Regions from separate parts of the Homo sapiens genome. Here region 2 is linked to region 1. A link is a loop called in an ENCODE intact Hi-C map of the cell type or tissue named here. Cell type or tissue: endothelial cell of umbilical vein. All regions are shown on one strand. Each heading gives the region's core, and the rest is flanking DNA. Links, peaks and the distances in the headings are about the cores only. Region 1 overlaps CHN1 (chimerin 1). Region 2 overlaps CHN1 (chimerin 1).

Region 1 (7,307 bases), core at 1,550-6,549:
CTCTACTAAAAATACAAAAAATTAGCTGGGTGTGGTGGCGGGCACCTGTAGTCCCAGCTACTCGGGAGGCTGAGGCAGGAGAATGGCCTGAACCTGGGAGGCGGAGCTTGCAGTGAGCCGAGATCGCGCTACTGCACTCCAGCCTGGGAGACAGAGTGAGACTCTGTCTCAGAAAAAAAAAAAAAGAATTTAAAGTAGTTTGGATAAATGGCCAGTATTCAGTATAGTTGCTCTATACAAATGGATTTCACGTGATATACATAAGTACTTTATTTCACAAAGTATCTCAAATACATCCTTGTGTTGGCTATTTCTGTATGTGTAAATCTTTTGGTTTCTAAATTTGTATCTAAATATTCATGGTCATATTTTACAAAAAGTATTTGATGTATTTGATTTCAAAACATCACACAGAAAATATTAGTGACTAAGTGGTTTTTCAGAATTTGGTAACCATCTTTGAAGATGAATTCACAGATTTTTAAAGCTTCAATTTGATTTCACAAAAATTTAGTAAGGACAATCCAGCTTAACAAGTTATCTTTAAAATTCAGTTTCCAAGGCAACAATCATAGGTCCCTGTACATTGCTTTAAAAAAATCATTTTTATAAATTTAGTTACTGCAACATCAAAGGCAAGTATTAAATATAACTGCCTTACTTTTATCTCCTTTTATCAGACTTTTTGAACAAGCTGACTTCTCTCTTTTCAGTGGACTAATGCCAGATCCCTAGTGTGCTGTCCATCAAGTGCCAGAAGGTTAAGAGCAGATAAAATATCAAATTTCCAAAGTGGCTGCCTGAGAATCTGGCCTACTGCATGTGCATAAGACCAAACCAGGATCCAGCCTACTGGATATGCATAACAACAAGTCTCCTTCTACCTCACCTCTTATAACTTCACAACTGACTCAATCCAGAGACAAGACAAGAGCTCTTACCTGCACATTTCACTCCCTGAGCAATGAGACCCCACATAAAGTTGGCACAGTATTCACACCAGTGTGGCCCTCTGAATGTATGCACCTGAAAAAAAAAAAGAGGGGCAAAGTCAGGAAAGGGGAAACACACGGATGAGAAGACTGCTTCATATCAAAGCACTAATATACAAGCCACATATTCTATATATATATATATATGAGAGAAAGAGAAATGGGGTCTCACTGTTGCCCAGGCTGGAGTGCAGTGGTGTATCACAGCTCACTGAGGCCTCCCTCAAGTGATCCTCCCACCTCAGCCTCCTGAGTAGCTGGGACTACAGGCACACACGACCACACCCAGATAATTTTTGTATTTTTTGTAGAGACAGGGTTTTACCATGTTGCTCAGGCTAGTCTTGAACTTCTGAGCTCAAGCATCTGCCTGCCTTGGCCTCCCAAAGTGCTGGGATTACAGGTGTGAGCCACTGCACCCAGCCCATGGTTAGTAATGAAGCGCCAACATGGCTGCATTTAAAAGAACCTTGGTTGAGTGAAACTGACAAGCAGTTAACATTTTTTTCAGAGCTTGATTTCTTCTTTGTTTTAGGAATGATAAATCAGACCAATATTCTGTAACTTACTTTCGAAAACTATATAATGGAGTTTTCCAATGTCCCCTCAGGTGCAGGCACCCTAATCTATACAAATACTGGCATTTCTATGTACTATGCTATTTCTACAGTACTATGACATGAAAAGGCATGAGTGCCCATATAGAGTATGTCTTGGGTCCTGTTAGGAATTTTGCAGATAATTTACCTTCTGTGACTATGAGTAGGATCACAGACATTAAAGGAGATACTTATTGATGGGTCACATCAGAATCATCAAAAAGGCCCAATTTCTGTTTAAAACATTTGATATTTATTATGTTAGCAAGGAGAATAAATGTATTTTAGAAACTGCAGAAACTACAGTTTATCAGGAACCTCGTTTGAGTACAGTAATTATTCACTAACCATTCCAGCTCATAAAGGTTCTTTCTACTGTATTTGATTTCTTTTCCTTAAAAAGAAAGGAATCCCCAAAGAAGAAAGGATTCAAATGTTAAGATACCTATCCCTTTTACAAACAGGAAAGAGAAGGCATTCTAGGTTAACTCAGACAAAAAAATATTGGTAGAATATTTTGCAGAAGCAATGAATCCAAACTCTGAACATTAAAAAATAATAAAAATTTCAATATTATCAGTACATTACAATTGATTCCAACATATCTGCCAAAACCACTACCATACATAATAAAATTCACAGCTAAGATTGTCATTTTTACAATTGCTGTACTAACGTATTGACTAAGTCTTAGAAACCAAGTAAGTGATTTTTAAGATATGAAACTTATTTCTTCAAATGAAAATACCATAAATGTAAGACATACCATTATGTGTTCAATTTAGAAAAACCATGCCAATTAAATCATGACAAGCCATTGGTTGTCTGACAAATCCCAAATTCAGAGACATTAAAATGGAAAATAAAATATGCATATAAGAATCAATGAAACAGAATATCAGAATTCAAAATACTACATTGGCCCAAATATCCATATAAAGCTGCAAGGGATAACCCTGGGTTCATTCAAAGCAGGTATGTGCTTGTAACTCTTTGCTGTTGCCAACTGAGTCTGAGTACAAAATTTTATGTTGATTTTGAAAAGGAGGCCATAATCCCTTCTATGTGTTTTATGGAGGAGGGTCAGGAATGCAGGCACGGTAGCCTCTGGATTGTTAATGATGTTCAGAGCCTGTAAACTCAAAGTATTTCCTGGAGTTGCTGAAGTAGAGCCCAAGATCAACATCCAGATACTCTGTAATGTCCCTGTGTTCTTCAGAGTGAATAAAACTGGATAAAGCATGCAATCGTGCTTTATTCTTATGGGAATGAGTGAAGTAGGCAGTGCTGATTCAGAAAGAGAGTTATATAATCATGAAACAGCAACAGAATTGTGAAGCTACTTTTAGAGAAAGTCTTTGGGATGCAAACTCACTTATAGGTTGCCAAACCTCAGGATAATCAGTATCATTTACTTGGTAAGGTGACTAAAGATGCAATGAAAGTATGAAGGAAGTCTCAGGAATTATTTTGTGCCGATCAGTTATCTCATGGTAAAGCATCTGAAAGTTAAACAGGGAGAGCAAAAAGAGTAGAAGGTGTTTTGTTTGCTGTTAAACAAATAGGCATTTGGGAAACAGCACTGGCTACTGAGCTGTTTTAATAGAACCAATCCTTTCCCCACCTTCCTGAAAGTAGCAGTGAATGTGGCATTTCAAAAAGCCTGGGATATTTCTTTATATTAGATATGCTGAAGAGAGGATTTTAACTGTCCGAGCAGACCCCATGTTCTCCAATTAAAGGGTTACACATGTATCTCAGAAAGCAATCTTTAGGATATTGTTATTTATTTACAGTTCATTCTTGGGCAGCTTTTTTAATGAAGGCATCCTGAGCCATTTGAGGCTGGGTTGTTTTTTTTTGTTTTTTAAATCGTTTAGAAGGTAGCTTATGTAGCTCTCCATGAAAATGTTCTAGAAATAGGCCTTGCAGAACCAGCAGCTTACAAAACTATTTGTCTAACAGGGTTTAACTGGATTCCCTTTTGAATTTTTATATCTAAAACTCACTTGAATTTTTATATCTAAAATCCATATATCTCAAGTTTCCTTTGTTCTGTAACCTCTATGACTCTATGACACTTTATTATATTTGTAAAAGGTTGATTACTGTAGCCTTTGAGTCTTTTATTCCTCTAAAGGTCATCAAAACAAATACTGATTTTCATTAATTAGTCATTTTTATTCATTCATAAACATTTATTAAATGATGATCTATACAAAAATAAAAAGGGGTTTCTCCTACTAAACACAGTGTGAAAATATTCTAATCAAAATATTTGCAAAGTGTGAGAGAAGCTGGGAAGAGACGCAACCCATGAGCTAAGTCCTGAGTTGAAAATCAAAGACACGAGGCATGAGAGAAACAATGTGGTGTTTAGAGAACTGCAAGGAAGTTCAGTCTGGGTGGAGTGGAAACGACTGGCCTGGCAGGAGATAGGAGAGGCAGACAGGGCCTTTTCAATGCCTACAAATTTGTATTCTGTCCAGTGAACAATGCAGAGCCACTGAGGATTGTTAAGGGGAGTGACACGGTCAAGGGGGCAAGGCTGAAGGAAGACAGACTAGGTAGGGTGGTGCTATGGCAGTCACCCAGACAACAGACGATATGGAGCTGAACTCGGGCAGTGGTGACTGAGAAAAAGGGACAAACTGGAGTTATTTAGGAGGCAGAATCAACAGCGCTTGGTAACTAATTGAAACAGAGGCAACGGAGAGGGAAAGAAACTGGTCTGTTAAGGGTTTAAGGTCTGGTGACTGGGGAAGAATGACATTAACAGAGGTACAAAAGTAGAGAAACTGGTTTAGAAGTGAGGTGGGGAGGACTGTGGAAGGGAAGGGGAAGGCTGACTCATAAGAAAGAGAGGGTCACTGATGGAGCAAGGCTCTGGAGAAGTCAAATGTTGGAGACAGAATCCAGGGCAGAGCAATTAGCTCTGAATACAAGGAAAATCACTTTCCCCTTCCCTGAGTTGGGAGGGAAGAGGGTAAGAGGAGAGAGGCTGGCTGTGCAGGACTGGTGGTGGGACCTAGGGTCAGAAAGTTACAGGAATTCATGCCTGGCAGTCTATAGTCTCTGAGCATCAGGAAGGAAGTTCAGTTATGGAGCAAATGAGGAGTTTTGGCAAAGTGGGGAATAGGAACTGGAGCTAAAACTGGCCAGGAATTCAGAGAAGGGCCACTGGACTTGAAAGCAAGTTTCCTTTTTGGGTGACACATTATAAAATCGTACTATACCAGCCAGTGTCAAGCACATTAAACAAAAAGTGATGAATATTTTCTTTTTACGTGCGTCGTTATGCTTTATCTAAATGTTTCACTTTATATGCAGTTTTACATTATCGGTGATGTTTACGTCACATACTTTGCCAACTCAGAAAAAGGTATCTTTAAAAAATCAATTGCACAAATTGTACAACTTAGAATAGCTTTTCAGTTGTGCTGCTCCATCTAGCACAATACTAATAGGTGCTGTTTCCTATAGATAATTCTACAGGCACTGACATCTGCAGACAATTTTGTTTACTAGACGTTGTTGTATTTTAATTACCTGTTTTAAAAATGATGAAATCTGAATACAATGAACATTCAAAATATAATTAAAAAGCCATAAGTTGCATCTTGAAGACTATTTGTGTGTTGCAGGATGCTAAGGAAGAACTAGGTGGGATATGCGGGAAAGGAGGCCTGGAAGGGTTCACAAGGGGTGCAAGGGCTTGGGCCTGAAGCTCTAGATCACAACAGAGAGTGACTTTTGCCTAGAATTGCCACACCCCCTAGAAATCTGCAACCCATTCCTCTGGGTATGGTTCCTGATAAGACATAATTCAAAAGAACAATCAGCTTCACCCTATTACATTATTAGCGAAGTCAAAAATGGTCCCAAGAAAAGCAACCTTGTAAGTGGGCCACAGATATTTTTTCTAGGCCACCTCCAAAGCTTTTGGTCCATCTCGACAAATGAAAGTGACAGAGTATAAGGCATGAATTACACTTTAATGAATAAAGGGCAAAACGAACTAGTTTCAAAGCCCTCTTGTGCAACTGGAAAAAAAAGACCATTTTATTACCATGACATTTGTGATTGCTTTTAACCTGTGAACAACTCCTTTCACATTAACTTCTCTGTTAAAACAGAGATGAAAGACTGGATTAATTAACGGATCCCCAGTACAGTCTTATCAGTGAAGGCATTGGTCAGAAGCAGGCTGCAAAGGACAGGGTGGGAAAGGGTGGGCTATTGAGGGGCCCATATGGCACAGGCCAAGTGTCATGTGTCTCCTGGGCAATGACTTAGATAAAAACTGAAGTCATTCTCAGTTGGGCCTGCCATTATTCAGACTAAAATCCTGGCTTATAAAAGGAAACAAACACCCTGCTTCTCATCATGTTTACAGCATTCATATCTCCAGTTTGAAAGCCAGTAACAGAAACTGAAAAAGAAATCCATGATATAGGAAGATAAAGAAAAATTCACCATTAATCTTCATTGTTCCTTTCAAGTCAAAACATTCCCTTTAGAAATAAGCATGAATGCAAATAGCCAAGGAGCATGCCTGCAAAGCTTGCTGCAAATGTAAGCCACGTTGGAGATGATATGAACATTACGGGAAATAAAATTTTGCTTGGGAAGGTGGCAATGACATTTCAGCTGCAGCTTCTCATTTGGGACTGTGATGAGTCAGTTCTCCAGCACAGTGTTGGGTGATGAGGGGAGAGAACAGATGAACAAAATCAAAACGAAAGGAATGTAGGTAGGCAGGCAGCTGGTCAGGAAAGTTTTTTCTTCCCTCATTTTTATGTTTAGGGTAACTAGAATGCACTCTTTTAGGTGACCAATGTTTGTCTCACCAAGATGGTCTTAAACTTTTTGGTCCATATGATATGGAATTTAGAAATCAAACCCTAATTTGGCCGGGCGCGGTGGCTCACGAGGTCAAGAGATCGAGACTATCTTGGCTAACAACGGTGAAACCCCATCTCTACTAAAAATACAAAAGAATAGCCAGGTGTGGTGGCGGGCACCTGTAGTCCCAGCTACTCGGGAGGCTGAGGCAGGAGAATGGCATGAACCCAGGAGGCGGAGCTTGCAGTGAGCCGAGATCGTGCCACTGCACTCCAGCCTGGGCTACAGAGCAAGACTCTGTCTCAAAAAAAAATAAAAAATAAAAAAATCATACCCTAATTTTACCACTTCAGTTTAAAGTACTTTGATTTATATTATTATGCCGTGAAAAGAGAATACATAACACTGGCTATGATCATTAGCAAGAAATACATACAAGAGTACTTAAATTAGGAGGAATACTTACTATAGGAGTATCTTTAGTATCAAGGCAATACCTTCTTGCCTTGTTGTTAAGTTACGTCTAGTCAAAACTACTAACCACCCTATAACTCTGGAGTAATAATGTATTAACAAAGAGCGAGGTTTTGGTTCAGTTAAGCACCACGATAATGTCAGTTAAGCACTGACACTATGCTGGCCATTCCTAGTCTTCTTGTCCTGATCAAATGGATGTGTAATTGATGACCATGGCAGGAAAGGCAGAAGAAATGCACCAGGCACTTGCTGAAACATAGCTTTAAGCACTGGCCAAGGCTAAGTACCTGGAATAGAAAGGCATGCCCACTGGCCAGCAGCAGACAGGAGTGAGGGAGGCACTAGGCGGCTGGGGAAGGGGCGCAGGTGCTAATGGCCTGTATAACCAGCTGCT
Region 2 (7,307 bases), core at 1,276-6,275, 51 kb after region 1:
TTACACCTTTAGGACTGCAACAAAAAAATAAAAACACTTGGAATTCTCATCTTTCTATTTTAAAACAAAGAAAGACCTTAGGAAATTATCTGGTTCAAAATTTCCCGAAGTGGGTTTCATGAAACATTATTTTTCAAAAATGTTCTTAATAATGGCAGGGTGATCAAATAAGTATGAGAGCACTCTTATAGAGTCATAATCATATTAAGTCATGAATAACGCAGAGAAGGCCTATAGAAAGGATCAGACTTTTATTTATTTTTTATTTATTCTTTTTTTTTTTTTTTTTTGAGACGAAGTTTCACTCTTGTTGCCCAGGCTGGTGTGCAGTGGCACGACTTCTGCTCATTGCAACCTCCGCCTCCTGGGTTCAGGTGATTCTCCTGCCTCAGCCTTCCTAGTAGCTGGGATTTCAAGCAAGTGCCACCACGCCCGGCTAATTTTTGTATTTTTAGTAGAGACGAGGTTTCACCATGTTGGCCAGGCAGGTCTTGAATGCCTGACCTCAGGTGATCCGCCCCACCTTGGCCTCCCAATGTGCTGGGATTACAGGCGTGAGCCACCATGCCCGGCCAGGATCAAACTTTTAAAAAAACTTAAATTTTCATCAAACCTATTTGAGCATAGAACCCTTTCTGCAGTATTTATTAAAATCCTGTATAATTATTGTTTTGTAGAAAATGCCTTATCTCATATGAAGAAACTGAAGTCCAGACAGGTGAGATGACTGTCCCAAGGTCATACAATTAGTTGGTGAATAAACTAAAAGCAGACCTCACTTCTCAGGACCATATCAGGTATTCCTTTTGGTACTATTGTTGTCCTTCTTCTACAATACCTACACTCCTTAAAGGATCACAGACTAGAAGAACCACATCTTGGAGACCACCTAGTCCAAAGCCTTCCCAGAAAGCTAGGGAAATACAGTTTCAGAAAAGTAAAGCAGTTTGCCCAAAGTGACATATAAAATTCATTCTTGTAGAACTAGAACATAGCTCTTAATTCCAACACTAGTATCTTTCCACAACAGCATGCTAATTCCTGCAAAGCCAACACTTTTGGCCTCTGAGGTAAAGAATTCACAGACAAGAGGGGTTTTAGCTATTAAGGGCCCATTAAATATTTATTAAACCATACTAGTGTCAATAGATACCTTAAATCAATTAAACATGATTGTCTTTACTTACAAATGTCATCCATTGTGACAGGGAATCAACGTTTCAAGCTGTTGAACAGGTCATCAACCCTGTCCTGTTGGATGACACCTGTAAATAAAATAAATCTATTTTTGAGTGAGTAGATTTTAAGCCAGCTAGATTTAAGATGCATGCGGTTTAAAGCAAAGAGTAATTTTAAAAATGATTCTTAATTATGTACTGCCGCAGAGAGATACTTCCCAGTGCCAGCAATTTCACTCTCAGTAGCTATCGCTGTCCACCAGCACAAAACAAGACCAGGGAATTCAGTACAGAAAGTTGCTAGAATACACAGGGAATCATGACTCCTGGAGCTACAAGGGTGTTCTAGGTATCTACCTCAGCTTACTATCTCTGTGAATATCAGTTCCACTTTGACTGGGGGACAACCAAGGCCTGGTGAAGTCAAATGACTTGCCTAATGTTAAACAGCTAAGTGTCTTTAGCTAAAGTCCCTTGGTGTTGGAAAGCACGTTCAGAATGCATTAACAAAGGTTTTCACTAGGCTGATCAATTTTGAAAGACTCACATGTACACATTTTTAAACATTTCACAAATGCTGACTTAGAATGTTCTAGCAAATCTGCAAAGAATATAATGTCAGTATTATTCAAATACAAGCATTACTAAAAAATGCCATAAATGGAAAATCAACCAATAGTCAGAAAATGGGAACTAGACCATGAAAAGAATATTAAATACAGCAGGTATTAAGGATTTTAAGTTCTGGCTACTTCCAAACAAGATTTGTGGTTCCTAACAATATGAATATATAAAAAAACAATTTTTATACATTTTCTACAGCTTATCCTTTTAAATGTTGTTTTCTCCGTAGCAACAAAATGCCAATGTAAGATCTGCCAAAAACTAAAATTTGAGCTGGACACAAACTTTCTTATTTCCATTCTGTACCCAAATACTCTAAGGTAATGGGAAGTTATTTGAGGATGCTGCCTTGAGGTCAGATGGCTGCTATATAATAACATTACCACCAAACTACATTGAGTGTCTACATGTGCCAAGTGCTGATGGAGCATTTTACGCTTGCTATCTCACTCACTCCTCACAGCAATTTGACCATTATTACAATTTTACAAATAAGACAATCAAAAGCACAGACAAATTAGGTATTACAACTTGCACACAAATCTTGCATAGAATCCGAGCTCAAGACCTATTGCATTTCTTTGGTTTAGCAATTGAAGATTCTTAAAAACATAAAAATGAATTGACACAGTTCCAATTACAATACCTAAAATGCCCCCAACTAAATGTCACACACTATAAAACATCAGGAAAATCTCTTACTTTTTTCTTGGGGGTGAGGAGGAGGCTGGTGGCAATTTTCAAAAGTAAAATAATCTTAATGCCAAGAAATTAAAACTTTTATGTTAACCTGAAATATATCACAACTAAAATATGACAGCTAAAAAACTTAAATTGTCTTTTAGAATTAATTGTCTTTTATAATTAAGGAAAAGTAAAAGTGAATCTTACTCATTCAATTACTTCTTAACAGATTATAAAGAGATAAATCCTCCTCCTATTCAAGAATGACTGACTCCCAAAATGTGTGTGTATACATACACACACACATAATATACACACACACATAAAATCTTGCTAAGAACACAACTATTTATAAAGTAAATTATCTTTAAGGAAAACAAAAAAGTAATTTTGAGAGATAATGCAACCCCCTCAATTACTTACGTAATAGTAGCTATCTTTTCTTGACCAGGAGTTATGCTTCTGACCAATCCCCTGAACTATTTTTTATTAGGGGCCATTTTTCCAACATAGTTTTAAAATTGTGAAACTGATAAAACAGAAAACAACCAGGAATATAAAAATTTACCTAACATATTTTAATAGAACAAGAATTAGTTATATGCAAAGCTCAGCATCACAGAAACTAGACATTAAGAAAAATGAATATACTTTCCAAAGCACTGTGGATAAATCAATCTCTTCTGGCAATAATGGCTTTCTTAAAAGAACCCCAAACAGAAAAAGATAAAGTGTGGTTTCATAGTAGCTTACCCTTTTCTCTGACACCCCATCCTGGCCTGTAGAATCTCTCTCATCATGTGTCTCTTTCAGGACTGGCATATGTTTTTTGTATGCTGGCTCTCTGTTTAAGGTTGTGTATCCTACGTGCTCATAAATTGGGTTTATCGTCATCTTGGCAATGTATTCTGCTGCCTTGGTTTCAATATAGAGAGTAATCAAGCCATCAGTCACCAGATCGTGGATGGACTCAAAGCGTTTCTCCCCAACAAAGTGCTTGCCATCGTAGTAGAGCCTGAAGTTTCTGGTTTGACTTCCAAATCTGCCTCAATGAAATGGGAAAGATGTTTTTAAGAAAAGTAAGCAACTGAATTCTTTCTGAAAAAAAAACAAAAACAAAAAAAAACTATCGCTTTGTTTTGTGTGTGTCTTCTTTGTTTAAATAAGCTGTGGCTAATCTCTCTGAATCGTCTGGAATATATAAAATTAAACCTTTGAACACAAAGAATGAGCTTGCAATAATTAGGGACAACTAGTCAAAAGCATGCCTACCATAGAAATAATTTTTTTTATTTATCTTTTTAAACCACTTTATTATACCTGTGGAAAAAATGGGAGAAAATAAACCTCACACCACATTAAAACATAGTCAATATTCAATTGGCCAACTCCATAATAGATGACATTTCTATACTAACATTTTTTCTTCAAGTTGATCAATAAGAATATTCAATGTACTTTAGACCTCAGCAGTCATGTATTTTAATAGGAAAGCTCCATTTAGGGCTAACCAGAATATGATGCCAGCAATCACTTAAAGTAGAGCTGACTCCAGAAACCTGAGCCATGCAGGGCAGGATGGCACAGAAACACACTTTCGCTACTTCTGGCCACAGGCCAAGGACTTATTCTTTCGTTTTTAAAGAGTCATTATTCTGTCTGCTGGTTAGGTCTGTGCAAGAAATGTTTGAAATACATACGGCACAAAAGTCATAAGCTATTGGACTATAGAAATTCTGTTTTCAATTTTATGTTCTGATGATGTGCTCTAACAACTGAAGAATAATGGTTTACTTTTATGATAATTTCAGTATTTTGCTTCCTGCAGCAGACCTCAGAAATGGATCCAATTTGGCATGATTAACATCAGTGTCCTTGCAGGAAGACACAGGCAAGAAAATGCACTGACTTTAATGAAAGCAGATGTCAAAAGGCAACAAGGCAACAAGAGCTGCCAGTGTAATGGTCTCCTGAAGGTAACCCCGAGTGAGACTAATTAAAAACTAAACAAGTCACAAAGGATATATTTAATTTCATTGTTAAAAGTACAACAGAACAGGGATGAACTAAAATACTAAAATAAACGCTGTTTAAGTAAAGCGTTAAATGGGACTATAAACTTGTTATATAACAAAATTGTTCTGGTATAGGTTATATTCCAAATGAATAGGAGTTAGGAACATCTTAATGTGGAAATAAAGTATGGAAAGGAAATAAAATATTTTTTAAAATAATAGCCAGACGATGTCTGTTTCTGTAGTTCAAATTAGACTTTAATAACAATTTAATCTAGAATCCAACGTACTATCCATGTTGGCCCTTCTAAAGCATAATTTATCCATCCTTTAGTAACAATCAAATTTTGATTTACACTTAAGTGAACTATCCATATAATTACACTTTCTTGTTCTCCATTTTCCTCTAATGTTAAAGACACATTTCTCCCAAGTATATTTTCATTATAAAGCCTAAAAAATTAGACAGGTGAAATTTCTACACCAAAGTTAAATATAAAAGTTTTTCAGTTTAATATACTGCTTTCATCATTTCCTTTTTTTCTAATATACATTATCTGCAACATGGAAAGCAACTCCATAGCTTTTATAAGACTCCTACAATAATAAACACACATAGCATTGAGTCCCTTTATATTTCGGTTGTATCAGACACATTTCAATGAGGGCTCAGACCATTTTACTCCTGCTGGGACTTACGATTTTACAGTGGGCATTTCTACAGTGGATACAGAACTTAAAAACAATCCAAGCAATGGTGTCAGTCATTTAGTACTCAATTGCCTTTTGAAATCTGAGAAGTATGGGGGGCACAGGGCATGAAGGGAAGATGGCTGCACTGGGAATGGTTTGATTGACTAGGAACTAGGAAGTCTAGAGTTAACTTCCTAGTTCTTTCCAATGGACGATGCCTAATTCATCCAAGAAGAGGCCTGGCTACCTGTAAGGAGCTGTGCAAAAAACCCTATTTATCCTTTTCTCTTTCTCAACTCAGTGATTTCAGGAGACCCTGCCCACAATTTCCAATTCCTGCTCCGCCTGTACTTCAGCTCCAGGCTTCCAATCCAATAAAACTTTCAGTCTAAAGGGAGATGATCACATAACCAAAAAACTTATAACATGGTTTGATTAAAACTTTGCTTCAAAGGGTAAAAATAAAAAATTTCCATTTTGGAATTATGATTGATCTTTTTAAAGAAAAACTGCATTATATTTTACTAAGAGAACTGCCAAGCTTTCCTGGCCTACTCTGAACTACTCTCTTTTACTTGGGAAGTTACCTAGGAACAGCACCACAGCACAGACTGTCAAAGATTTCTCCACTTTCTTTATCTGAAAGGCATATTGTGCTTTGTGGGATTAGAAGAAGAGAAAGAAGACAGAAAATCTTTGAGAAAGGTGGGAATGGATGTGCCCATTCTACATAAGAAGAGCCATAAAGGGGGAGATTCCAAATCTAAGGTCAAAGAAAGACTCTTTCCTTGAAGTTCACTGCTTGCAGACTGTCATTTATTCAACAAATAGTTAACAAAACATCCAGGTACTTTACTGTCAAGTATTAGGTGGTTCACAATAGAGTTCCTATCGCTTGGTAACCCCAGTGGTAAAAAGATAAAACAGGTCAATACAAATACACAAAGTGCTAAATTTAAAAAAGTCTATCTTGCCGGGTGCGGTGGCTCACGCCTGTAATAACAGCACTTTGGGAGGCTGAGGCGGGCGGATCACCTGAGGTCGGGAGTTTGAGACCAGCCTAACCAACATGGAGAAACCTGTCTCTACTAAAAATACAAAATTAGCTGGGCGTGGTAGCGCATGCCTGTAATCCTAGCTACTCCGGAGGCTGAGGCAGGAGAATTGCTTGAATCTGGGAGGTGGAGGTTGTGGTGAGCCAAGATTGCACCATTGCACTCCAGCCTGGGCAACAAGAGTGAAACTCCATCTCAAAAAAAAAAAAAAAAGTCCGTCTTCAGATTGATCTATTTTAATAACTATATACATATAGAATCTTGCTCTTATGTAGAAAGATTCTGTAAAGTGATTCACAAAACCAAGTGAATCCAGTATCTCCCTCATACCATAAAACCAAGAAACTCACTGCCTAGTAAAACAGAGCACAACAATTAGGCTTACATAAGATCTCAGAGCTACTGCTTATGTCCAAGTACAAAAGCATCCTTGCAGTCTTCTCCTGTAGTCTTGAAATATGGTTTGGCCAAGGGAAGGCAAATGTGGGTCCTATATGTTTAAGAGAAAACCTTAGGCTTTGGCATCAGACAGTTGTAAGTTTAAATCCTGGATCTGCCACTTCCTAGCTGGGTGACTTTGGGGAAATCATTCGTCAGATTCTGCATCTAAAAAATAGGAATAACATCACCCTACCCCAGATGGCTGTGAGGATTACATGAAGATATTTAAGTCAAAGCTAAATATATATAGTAGGCTCGAGTGGTAGTTCCCTTTCTCCTTCTCTGTTAGCTTAGGCCCCTGCAGAGAATGACAGAATGAGTTACCAACACTAAAGTAAAACAGCAAAAATATTCAATAGATATGCATGGAAGATGGCTAAATAAATAACTGGCAACACTGGCTGTACAGGAACATCTCTGCACTGATTTACTTTACAGTTAACAAAAGGCAAGGAGGAGCTCTTTGTGAAATTTTCTCCTGGATGTCTCTGAATAAGTTTGTATTTGCCACTTGGTTAAATAGAGTGGGAAGACAACAGAGTGCAAATCGGGTAGGAGGAGCAAGCAAAGAAGGTCTTTCCACTGTGTCCTGGGAATGAGGCCTCTGAATTCAAAGG

The links. Peaks named below come from ENCODE experiments on the same cell type or tissue, not always from the same donor. Only the 100,000 strongest peaks of a DNase experiment are listed, where the experiment ranks them.
Region 2: it touches region 1 in a loop (2.0-fold over the local background); 1 of 110 quality-filtered maps calls a loop at or near these places.

Annotation. Positions count from the first base shown.
Region 1 is chr2:174,823,493-174,830,799 of GRCh38, forward strand. CHN1 (chimerin 1) reads right to left here. Exons shown (of 13, transcript NM_001822.7): 8 at 942-1,026. Among named protein-coding and RNA genes, the nearest start is that of CHRNA1, 63 kb to the left of the region's middle. In endothelial cell of umbilical vein, for the core only: no CTCF peak of the experiment used is centred there; DNase peaks (open chromatin) are centred at 2,829, 4,009 and 4,349; H3K27ac peaks cover 2,445 bases.
Region 2 is chr2:174,874,601-174,881,907 of GRCh38, forward strand. CHN1 (chimerin 1) reads right to left here. Exons shown (of 13, transcript NM_001822.7): 6 at 3,240-3,528. Among named protein-coding and RNA genes, the nearest start is that of CHRNA1, 110 kb to the left of the region's middle. RefSeq lists a silencer at 3,961-4,255. In endothelial cell of umbilical vein, for the core only: no CTCF peak of the experiment used is centred there; a DNase peak (open chromatin) is centred at 4,131; H3K4me3 peaks cover 476 bases.